Regions from separate parts of the Homo sapiens genome. Here region 1 is linked to region 2. A link is a loop called in an ENCODE intact Hi-C map of the cell type or tissue named here. Cell type or tissue: PC-3. All regions are shown on one strand. Region 1 overlaps WDR11-DT (WDR11 divergent transcript). Region 2 overlaps PLPP4 (phospholipid phosphatase 4).

Region 1 (5,000 bases), 330 kb before region 2:
TCCTAGTCTTCCTTTTGCCCCAATGTCTGGCACCTTTCCTGGCATACAGTTGGTCTTCAACAAATGATTGATGGTGCAGGAGTTCCAAATGCCCACTGAGCATAAGGTCAAACAGGCACAAGGTGACAATCAGGCATCAGCGCAGTAGCTCACAGATGGGGGCAGGCAGCAGGTAACCAGCCCTCTCATCCCCCTGGTAAGAAAAAGCCTCTTGGAGAAAAAGAGATTAATTAGTTTAAATCTGTAAGCTACCTTGAAGATAATGGATGTTGGATATTTAGGCAAGGACAGGCTGGGTTTGGGACAGTAATGTATCTCCCATAATACAAGAGTGTGTAATTAAGTATGTTAATGGATTTTATGTCCTTCTCTGAAGCATCTGTCTTGGCCAGAGTGGAAGACAGAATATTGGACACACTGGACAATTGATCTCTTTAATAGGACAGAACTTATGCTCCTCTTTTATGCCTCAAAAGCTACCATTTCGCCCCATGCCTGATGACATAAACTCCAAAGCCTGGTAATGCGCACTCAGGGCATCCTGCCACTGCTAAATCATTTGCATCCCTAAACTAGGACAACTTTTTTACCCTCTTCTTTTGAAGTCAGTAGAGATAAATGCATGCGAACTTCTGATTCCTATTTTGATTTGGTGGTGGAAACACAAGAAATGGAAGAAGACAGAAATAATATGTAACAGAATAAATGACTTACTTCATAAGTAAACTTTCCAAGTTCACGTAGGTGATGAAGTCAGTAGCTTCCTTTTAAGCACTTGCAAGTTGAATACTGTGATAAACCTTTTACCTGCATCATCTCATTTCATCTGCACAAAGTCACAAAGACTATATTATGACAAATATTTTCACAAGTTCACAGAGTTGCCCAAGTTTATACAGACAATAAAAGGCAGAGCCAGCGTTGGAACCCAGGGGAGTCTGATTCTGAAACGCATGCCTTTAACCACATTGCCTTCCATGTCATGTACTCCACAGCCCAGTTAGAAGAAACTCCAGCTGCCTGGGAAGCGTGAGATTTAAAAAAAAACAACAGCTTCACTAAGACATAATTCACATACCATACAATTCATCCATCTAATATGTATAATTTGCTGTGTTTTGGTATATTCACAGAGTTTAGCAACCATCACCATAATCAATTTCAGGACATTTTATCACTTCTAAAAGAAACCCTGTACCCATTAGCAGTTGCTCACCATTTCCCCTACTTGCCATCCCTCAACTCTAGCAACTGCTCATCTACTTTCTGTCCATATACATTTGCCTGTTCTGGACAGTTCATATGAAGGGAACCATAAAGCATGTAGTATTTTATGCCTGGCTTCTTCCGCTTACCATAACATTTTCAAAATTTGTCCATGTTGTATCATCTATCAGTACTTTATTCCTTTTCACTGCTGAGTAATATTTCATTATATGGATATACCATCTTTTATTTATTCAGTCATCAGCTGATAGGCATTTGGTTTGTTTCTGCTTTCTAGCTATTTCAAATGTGTTGCTATGGACATTCCTGTACATATTTTTTGTGTGAATATATGTTTTCAATTCTCTTGGGTATATACCTAGTAGTACAATTGCTGGCTCATATAAAAACTCTATATTTAACTTTTTGAGGAAACTGCCAGACTGTTTTCCAGAGACTGCACCGTATTGCATTTCTGTTAGCAGTGTGTAAGTATTCCAATCTCTCCAAATCCTGGCCAACACTCATTATTATCTGTCTTCTTTATAATAGCCATCCTGGTGGGTGTGAAGTAGTTCTCGTTGTAGTTTTGATATGCATTCTTCTGATGGCTAATGATGCTGAGCATCTTTTCAAGTGCTTATTGGCCATTTATATCTTCTTTGAATAAATATTCAGATCCTTTGCTTATTTTTATATTGAGGTATCTGTCTTTTCACTATTGAGTTATAAGAGTTCTTCATATATTCTAGAAACAGTCTCTTTTTTTCTTTTTCTTTCTTTTTTTTTTTTTTTAAGACAAGGTCTCACTGTCACCCAGGCTGGAGTGCAGTGGTGTGATCATAGCTCACTGTAGCCTCACACTCCTGGGCTCAAAGGATCCTTCTGCCTCAGCATCCTGAGTAGCTGGGATTACAGGCAGGAGCCATAGTGCCTGTTTGAGTCTCTTGTCAGATATATAATTTGCCAAAATGTTCTCACATTCTGTAGGTGGCAGCATGGACTTTGAGCCACTTAGCTGAGCAACACATTCCCAGTGAGGCAAAGGGCTGTGGTCAAGGTCTTATTTCCAAAACCAAGCACTGGCCTGGATGTGGTCTGATTGTGGTCTGATTGTGGAAAGCAAAGGGAAAACAACTCTGACAATGAGAATTGTGTATCTAAGCACAAGGTGCATTACTCCCAGGAAAAATTGGATGAGTCAAAGGGAAAATTTTCTTTTATATATGTTTCATTATTTGTGTAGCTTTTATTTGCATTTCTGTTTTATTTTATGTGAAATGGCAAGATAATGAGCAACTTGAGGCACACTGGTGACAGTCCTACATGGTATCTTCTAGCACCACGGGCTTCTCTGTGCACAAGTCCATAAAATCCATGCATTCTGTGTGTTTCTTTAAAGGCTTTCAAATGCCCTTCTATTGCTAATGCCAGATATCATTTGTTGAGCATTTAACCATGTGCTAGGAGATGAGCTAAGGACTTTCTATGTGAGCTAAGCCTGTTTCACTTCTTAACCCCTCACACTGGATTTTATTCTAGCGCTGGAGAGTCATGGAAGGTTAGCATTAGTAACAGGAGGGTGTTTGTTGGGACTTTGGGCAGATTACTTGACCTCATTAAGCCTCCTTTTCTCCTTCTGTTATTTGTGGGGAGGAGAGTAACTATTCCTGGATGATGAAAAACACTAAATTAGATAACATATTAAAAGAGCTCAAAACAGCACCTAGCTTCCTATAGTACCTTATTATTTGCTGACAGTGCTGGAGCATGAATCTAGCCTCCTATTTTCTTTCTTTCTTTTTTGAGACAGGGTCTCACTCTGTCACCCAGGCTGGAGTGCATTGGCATGGTCTTGGCTCACTACAACCTCTGCCTCCTGGGTTCAAGTGATTCTCGTGTCTCAGCCTCCTGAGTAGCTGGGATTACAGGCATGAGCCACGAAGCCTATTTTTTCGTATTTTTGGTAGAGACAGGTTTCACCATGTTGGCCAGGCCAGTCTCAATCTCCTGGCCTCAAGTGATCAGCCCGCCTCGGCCTCTCAAAGTGCTAGAATTACAGGTGTGAGCCACTCTGCCCGGCTGAGGCCTCCTATTTTCAATAACAACACTAACCCATCTAAGCTATACCATCTTGAATCTGAAGAGCGATATTTATATTTTCTCTTTAAGGAGTGGCTTGCAGGAGAAGAAATAATAAGGATTTGGGTAAAGATGGAGTTGAATTTGCTGCATGAGTCACCAGGACACCACAACTGCAGCCAGTTTTCTCTTTTTAAAAAAAGTTGCTGTATTATTCTTTATGTTTCCAAAGAGTAGGATGAGATTGTCCTGAGGCACTTTCAGGATAGGTGAGGGCTCTATGAACCCCTGCTTTGGCTGTTGCTGGTACCCAGGCCTCTCAATTCAGTCGGTCCACACTCAAGGCTGTTTTAGGGCAGACTTTGTTTTTTTTTGTTGTTGTTGTTGTTTTTCTGAGATGGAGTCTCGCTCTGTCGCCCAGGCTGGAGTGTGGTGGCGTGAACTCTGCTCACTGCAAGCTCCACCTCCCGGGTTCGCGCCATTCTCCTGCCTCAGCCTCCCGAGTAGCTGGGACTACAGGTGCCCACCACCACGCCCGGCTAATTTTTTGTATTTTTAGTAGAGACTGGGTTTCACCGTGTTAGTTAGGATGGTCTCCATCTCCTGACCTCGTGATCCGCCCGCCTTGGCCTCCCAAAGTGCTGGGATTACAGATGTGAGCCACCGCGCCCGAGGGCAGACTTTGATTTACAGGTTGGTCTTACTCTAAGTGAAAATGCAAGTATGACACACAGAGATTCAAAAAACCAGTGGTAAATAGTCTTAGACTAGCTCTAGAACTAAAACAAGAGCTTTAGGGGGTCATAACATGAATGCATCATGCAGCATTTGGAAAATTACTGCTGAGATTGACCTAGAGGAGGGGTTAACTCCACTCTTTTTAAAGGATCAGGCTGTCTTCACACTCAGTGAAAGACTCAGCTGTTTGAGCTGCCAGGCGTGCCCCACCCAGTGCTCTCCAAGAGCTGTGGGCCAGGACGACCACTCTGCAAGTCACAGACGCTTACTTAGGCAGATGCTGCTCAGGGCTTGCCTCTGGTGACTGCAGGAGTTAAGTTTTAAAGGAGGGGGGCTACAACTTGTGTACCTTTCAGTATGATGTTGCCTCCAGTTTCCTCCTGGTTTGACCTGCACCGAGCCTCCCTTTCCAGTCCTGGTCTCGACTCAGAACTCTTTCCTAGTGCTTGGCTGTTCCAACTCCCACCAACTCTAGCATCAAAATGTGCCAAGACCTTTACTGCATTTGTTAGATTATTTTCCTTATAACATTGGTACTTTAAATCAGCTAATCCTGTATTATTTAACCCAAAGCATTTGAATTTCCAGCGAACCTTATTTTGTCAGCCTTATTTTGGGTATCACCAACCCCATTTTGTAAATGAAGGAACTCAGCCTTAGAAAGATTAAGTGACTTGCTCACGATCACATAGCTAGCTGAGGACAGAAACGAACCTTGGCCAGGTTTTCTCACTTCCAAGCCAGGGCTCTGTCCAGGATATAAAGCTGCTTCATGTGAGATTTAGGAGTGTTTGTGACGTTCTCATGGGGGTTGAATAGGGACCAGGAGTGCATACTTTGCACAGCAAGACATTTTAAAGAAACATCACCCAGTAACATGGAAGACAAAGTCACCAGCAGAGTGGGTGACTGGCTGAGTAGGGAGAGCACTAAACTGACAGCTCAGATCCGGCATCGACTTTTCTCCTTAAACA
Region 2 (5,000 bases):
AAAGACTCTACTCTTCCTTCCTCTATACCCTTTCCTCCACATAGATGCTCAACTCAGACTTAATGAGTTAAACTGGTGGGATTCAGATGCAGCCAACACTCATTACAGAACCTACTGTGAGGTGGAAACCATGGTACTGGTGGTACCATCAAGTCCAGGAGCCTCTTACATCCTCATGATAACTCTGTGACTGCCTCCTCCAGGCTTGAGGACTAGGTGATGTGCCTGGGAACATACAACTGGAGAGGGGCGAGGCTAGGATTTGGGGACAAGGTTTCCATTCCCATATTGAGTCTTTATTCCAGCTTCCGTAATTAGTAAATTGTTTTTAAACCTTCCACCAACCATATAAAAGGCATTTTTTGTTGCTTCTTCATGACTATAACATCTCAGGATAACAATATCAGAAGAGACTGAACATCTCACAAATCCAGAATTGGCCTAGCAGTCAGTGGTGGGAGGGCTGGGGTGTAACTGTTGACGAATAGTGTTCATAATTCTGGAAATCTCTCTCTCTGCTCTAGTAAGACATCACTTTTTGGAGAGGGGTTTCCTGATGGAACTAAGGCATGGCTGGAATATGCTCTTCTTTTTTAAATGTATTTTTTATTTTTTTAGATAGAGTCTCACTCTGTCACCAGGCTGGAGTGCAGTGGAGTGATCTCCGCTCACTGCAACCTCCACCTCCCGGGTTCAAGCAATTCTCCTGCCTCAGCCTCCTGAGTAGCTGGGACTACAGGTGCACACCACCACGCCCAGCTAATTTTTGTATTTTTAGCAGAGATGGGGTCTCACCATGTTGGCCAAGAGCTCTTCTTTTATAAAAACAGAATTCAACCAAATGAATGCAGGCTTAGATGCTCCACACCCTTACTACAACCAGACTGCTAGAGCTCAAATTATCTCGGGGACTCCTCTTTGGGAACTGTCTTCAGAGGCCATTTGTATGAGACATGAAAAAAGCCCTCTCCTTACCTGCTACCATTTATTTCTGACCAGAAGTGGTAGTAACCAGTTTGATGATTCAGCTGTGGCCCTGAATGACTTGGATTGTTTAAAAGTCAAATAAGCAAGTCTTGCCACCATGGAGGGTATTCAGGTGCTAAAGGGCTGATGCACTAGAGGAGATTCAGAACTGCTACAGAGAAAACAGAGGATTCCCCTGGGGGCTATTCAGAAGGGCAACACTCCTGAGTTAAGAGGTCCAGTAAGTCTGTGCCATAAATTATTGGGCAGCTCTCACACCTAAATAACTACACGGCTTGTTGAAGTACTGATTTCCTCAAACATGCTTATACAGCTGGTCTGGAAATGTACATTTTGTTTTTTTTTTGAGACGGAGTCTCACTCTGTCACCCAGGCTGGAGTGCAGTGGTGCGATCTCGGCTCACTGCAAGCTCTGCCTCCTGGGTTCACGCCATTCTCCTGCCTCAGCCTCCCAAATAGCTGGGACTACAGGCGCCCGCCACCACGCCCGGCTAAGTTTTTGTACTTTTTTAGTAGAGATGGGGTTTCACCGTGTTAGCCAGGATGGTCTCTATCTCCTGACCTCATGATCCGCCACCTCGGCCTCCCAAAGTGCTGGGATTACAGGTGTGAGCCACCGCACCTGGCCCGGAAATGTACATTTTTAACAATATCTCAAATGGTACTGATGCTGATGATTGAGAATTATGCCTTAGACTTTTGTCTCATGCATTTAGTGCTTAAAGAACAAGAATTGAAGCACCACTTACTAAAGTCCAATGTTATGGTCAAGGTCAAAGAAGTCCTTGTTTCTCCAAATCCAAACATGAAGGCTACCAGCTTACCTTCCTGTTTTCTGTCCCTTTAAGCACTGCATACAGACCAGGCAATGTGCTCCCAAATAGGAGAAAGCAACTCACTAAATAGTGGACGACCCAGTAATGATACTACCAAGTCAGTGTTTATATAGGAGAACAACATGGTTTTGAAGGAAACATTTCAAGGCAATCCCAGCTGGTATAATCTAAGGTTAGGCAACAATGAAACCCCAGAAAAAAGTATGAGTTGGGATGACTTTCCCAATGAGGCTTCCAAAGGAAATTCCAGAGCAGAAAGTCACTGCCCACATAGGAGATGTGGGTGCCAGGTGGGAGGCGCTCAGGATCAAGGCCAGGTGTGCAGGCTGAAGAATTCATTAGAGCTGCCCAATGACTCCAAGCTCATGGCCTGATGGCCCAGTGGTCTCCTTTAGAACTGCGCCCTGCCTCAACTTGCCTCTTCCTAATTGGACCCTCACCCCCACTTCCCCAACAAGGCTGGACTTAATTTAACTCATGCTGCAAATTTCCTAGGTAGATGCATATTGGTATCTTTTCTAGGACCACTATCAACTGCTCTTGAGCCAATGCTAAGCACCTAGGAGGGCCCAAGGCTCCCCATATCAAGGGCTTCCCAGGCAAGGGAATGCAGCCTTCAAAATGCCATGGTTCCCACCCCAGAGTTGCTGCAGCAGAGGTGTCTGTGTGATTGCAAGATGTGGCTTGTTTCCTCCTCTCATCCTAAAAGCAATGGGCCCTAGTGTCTCATTCTTCTCCTGGAAATGTATCTGCCATATCCTTGGGCAGCACAGTCCGTGAATCAGGATGGATAGAGACATAGTTACATGTATCATTCACCCCCTTGTACACAAACATTTTTAAATGAAAGTTGGAATTAAGAGGTGAACTTCAGAAGCCAACACATTAGGAAAACGACTTCCTCCTAGGGCAAAACACCTCTGAACTGGGTAAAGGAGGAATGAGGCGAGTAAGCACCCCACCACCTCACTTTCACTCAGCAAAGCAGACTGAATTGAAACCAGTGCATAAGCATTCCACTCTTTCGACAAAGGCCATTGGTAGCTGCAGTTCTGCTGCCCGAGCCAGGGGAGCAGATGAAGATGTACAGAGGGACGTAAGGTGGGGATGCTCCCTTGTACCTCCACACATGGGCAGAGGTGGAGGAAAAACATGAGCAAGCAAAGTCTCCCTTGGTATTGTTTTCTCTTCTGTTAATGTTTCCATGGCTAATTTTAAAAGAATCAAATCCTAGGAAATCCTAGGATGAGCCCAGGGTAGGAAGATGGGGAGTGGTCAGAGCTTATTAACTGAGACCTGAGAGAAAACAAAGAATTCCAGCCGAACACTGCTGCAGGATTCAGAGAACATATTGAACCCTTCTTGGACTTGAGTTCTGCTCACTTGTTATGAGTATGGGGCTGCTGAATGTACATACCTAGGTTACAATAACAAAGGCTAACGTGTACTGAGAACTTACTAAGGACTATAGTCTATTCTAGGCACCCCATGCAAATTAACTCATTCACTTCTCACAGCAATCCTACATGGAAAAGGCTTCTTACTTAATGCATAGGAAAATAAAGCACAGAGAGGTTCAGCAACCTGCTGGAAGTCACACAACTAATCAAGTGGTAAAATGAGGAGTTGCACCCAGACCATCTAAATTAGGCTCTGCACTTTTGACCACAATGTTAGAGCAGTTCCTACCCTAGAAAGTAAACATTAAATAAAACATAGTGCATGCTTTTTTTCCAAGTTAAAAAAGAAAGGTAAGGAGGCTTGTTTCCAGGTCATAGATAAGTCATAGAAATTTCAGTGACAGCTGTCATATCTTAAGCACCTACTACGTGTTATGGACTTTCCTCACACTTTCCAATCTTCTAACTATTCTGCTATGGAAAATATTATTCCCATTGTACAAATAACCAAACTAAAACTCAGAGAGATGAGTGAACACACAAATGCACACAGCTAGTAGGACCAAGACTCCCAGACTGGGTTGCCATGCTCCTGGGTTGGAGTCCTGAATCTCGGTGATTCCCTTAGCCCAAAAGCTTTAGTTTACAGATGGGGAAACTGAGGCTGGCAGAGATTATATATTGAACACCATCTTTAAAGTTACTAATTGTACTGCACAGTGCCCACATAAAGAGATAGTGTATGTATCATTAAGCAGGATCTGGAATGTGGCTAGTTTTGTATGTATTCCACAGGCTGGGAAGCCAGAGCTCTGTACAAAAAAAAATGTGCGGAATGGACTCAGATTGAGGAGAGGTGAGTTCAGCCCTAGCTCCTGACACTTATCCATTCTTTGTCCTTGAGCAAATCATGTAACCTCTTTGATTCTCAGTTTCCTTATCTATAAATGGGTATGACGATAATAATATCCATGGCAAGTATTATTGGCAGGATTTCAATTCACTAATAGTTATGGAATGCTGATTAGGTGCCACACACTAAGTGAAGTGCCAAAGGTCTGTCACCCCCATCTGATGCTCTCTAGAGCTTGATGGGACATGTTCTTAAAGACACCTTTCACAGATAAAGAAAGTAAGGTGCTAAGAGGGGAGGTGATCTTCCAAATTTGCATAGCTAGTGAATGGCAAAGCTGGGAGTTGACCCCTTGTAGGCCACTGTGGAGCCCAAACCAACTGCCCACCAACAGGATCCAACAGAGAGCTAGCATCCGGCAAATGCTGGTTGTTGACTAGTATTTCATTATTTTCTAGAAAAGACTGTTAAAAGGGTATCAAGATCTTGTCACCAGACACATAGGATTGATGCATTTTCAATTCAAGCCCACCTGCACCCTTAGATCTAAGTAGTGTGCACCTTTGAGTAGCAGGAGGAGGTTGGGGAGAGAAGAGGGAGCCTAACTCTCCCAGGCACCCTGACCATACCCTAAACGACAAACTAAGTTATGGAGCATCCACCCATGAATCAACACAGGAAGGGGCGTCAATCCCTGGCCAGTGCTGCACCCAGAAAGTGAGTCATCCCCACCTGCTGATGTAAGGCACCATGCACCACACTGCCGGGGCGCTTCTGGGAAACCACAAAATGTGAAGCAGTGTGTTTGATGGGGGAGGGCATGAGGATGCCAAGGACTTCTAACAACCAGAAGGGATCGAAGCCAGAGCAGCCTCGATGCGAGGGTGTTAGCCAGAGAGGAGCTTGTCACTGGGGTTTATTCAC

What was found. A loop is a pair of places that touch in the nucleus more often than their neighbours do. Peaks named below come from ENCODE experiments on the same cell type or tissue, not always from the same donor. Only the 100,000 strongest peaks of a DNase experiment are listed, where the experiment ranks them.
Region 1: it touches region 2 in a loop (6-fold over the local background); 2 of 110 quality-filtered maps call a loop at or near these places.

What each region holds. Positions count from the first base shown.
Region 1 is chr10:120,839,254-120,844,253 of GRCh38, reverse strand. The region is part of intron 1 of WDR11-DT (WDR11 divergent transcript); the gene reads left to right. Among named protein-coding and RNA genes, the nearest start is that of WDR11-DT, 9.4 kb to the left of the region's middle. In PC-3, a CTCF peak has its summit at 2,206 (motif pointing right); a DNase peak (open chromatin) is centred at 2,313; H3K4me3 peaks cover 413 bases; H3K27ac peaks cover 2,969 bases.
Region 2 is chr10:120,508,427-120,513,426 of GRCh38, reverse strand. All of the region lies in intron 2 of PLPP4 (phospholipid phosphatase 4), which reads right to left. Among named protein-coding and RNA genes, the nearest start is that of PLPP4, 54 kb to the right of the region's middle. In PC-3, no CTCF peak of the experiment used is centred here; DNase peaks (open chromatin) are centred at 2,046 and 4,836; H3K27ac peaks cover 2,792 bases.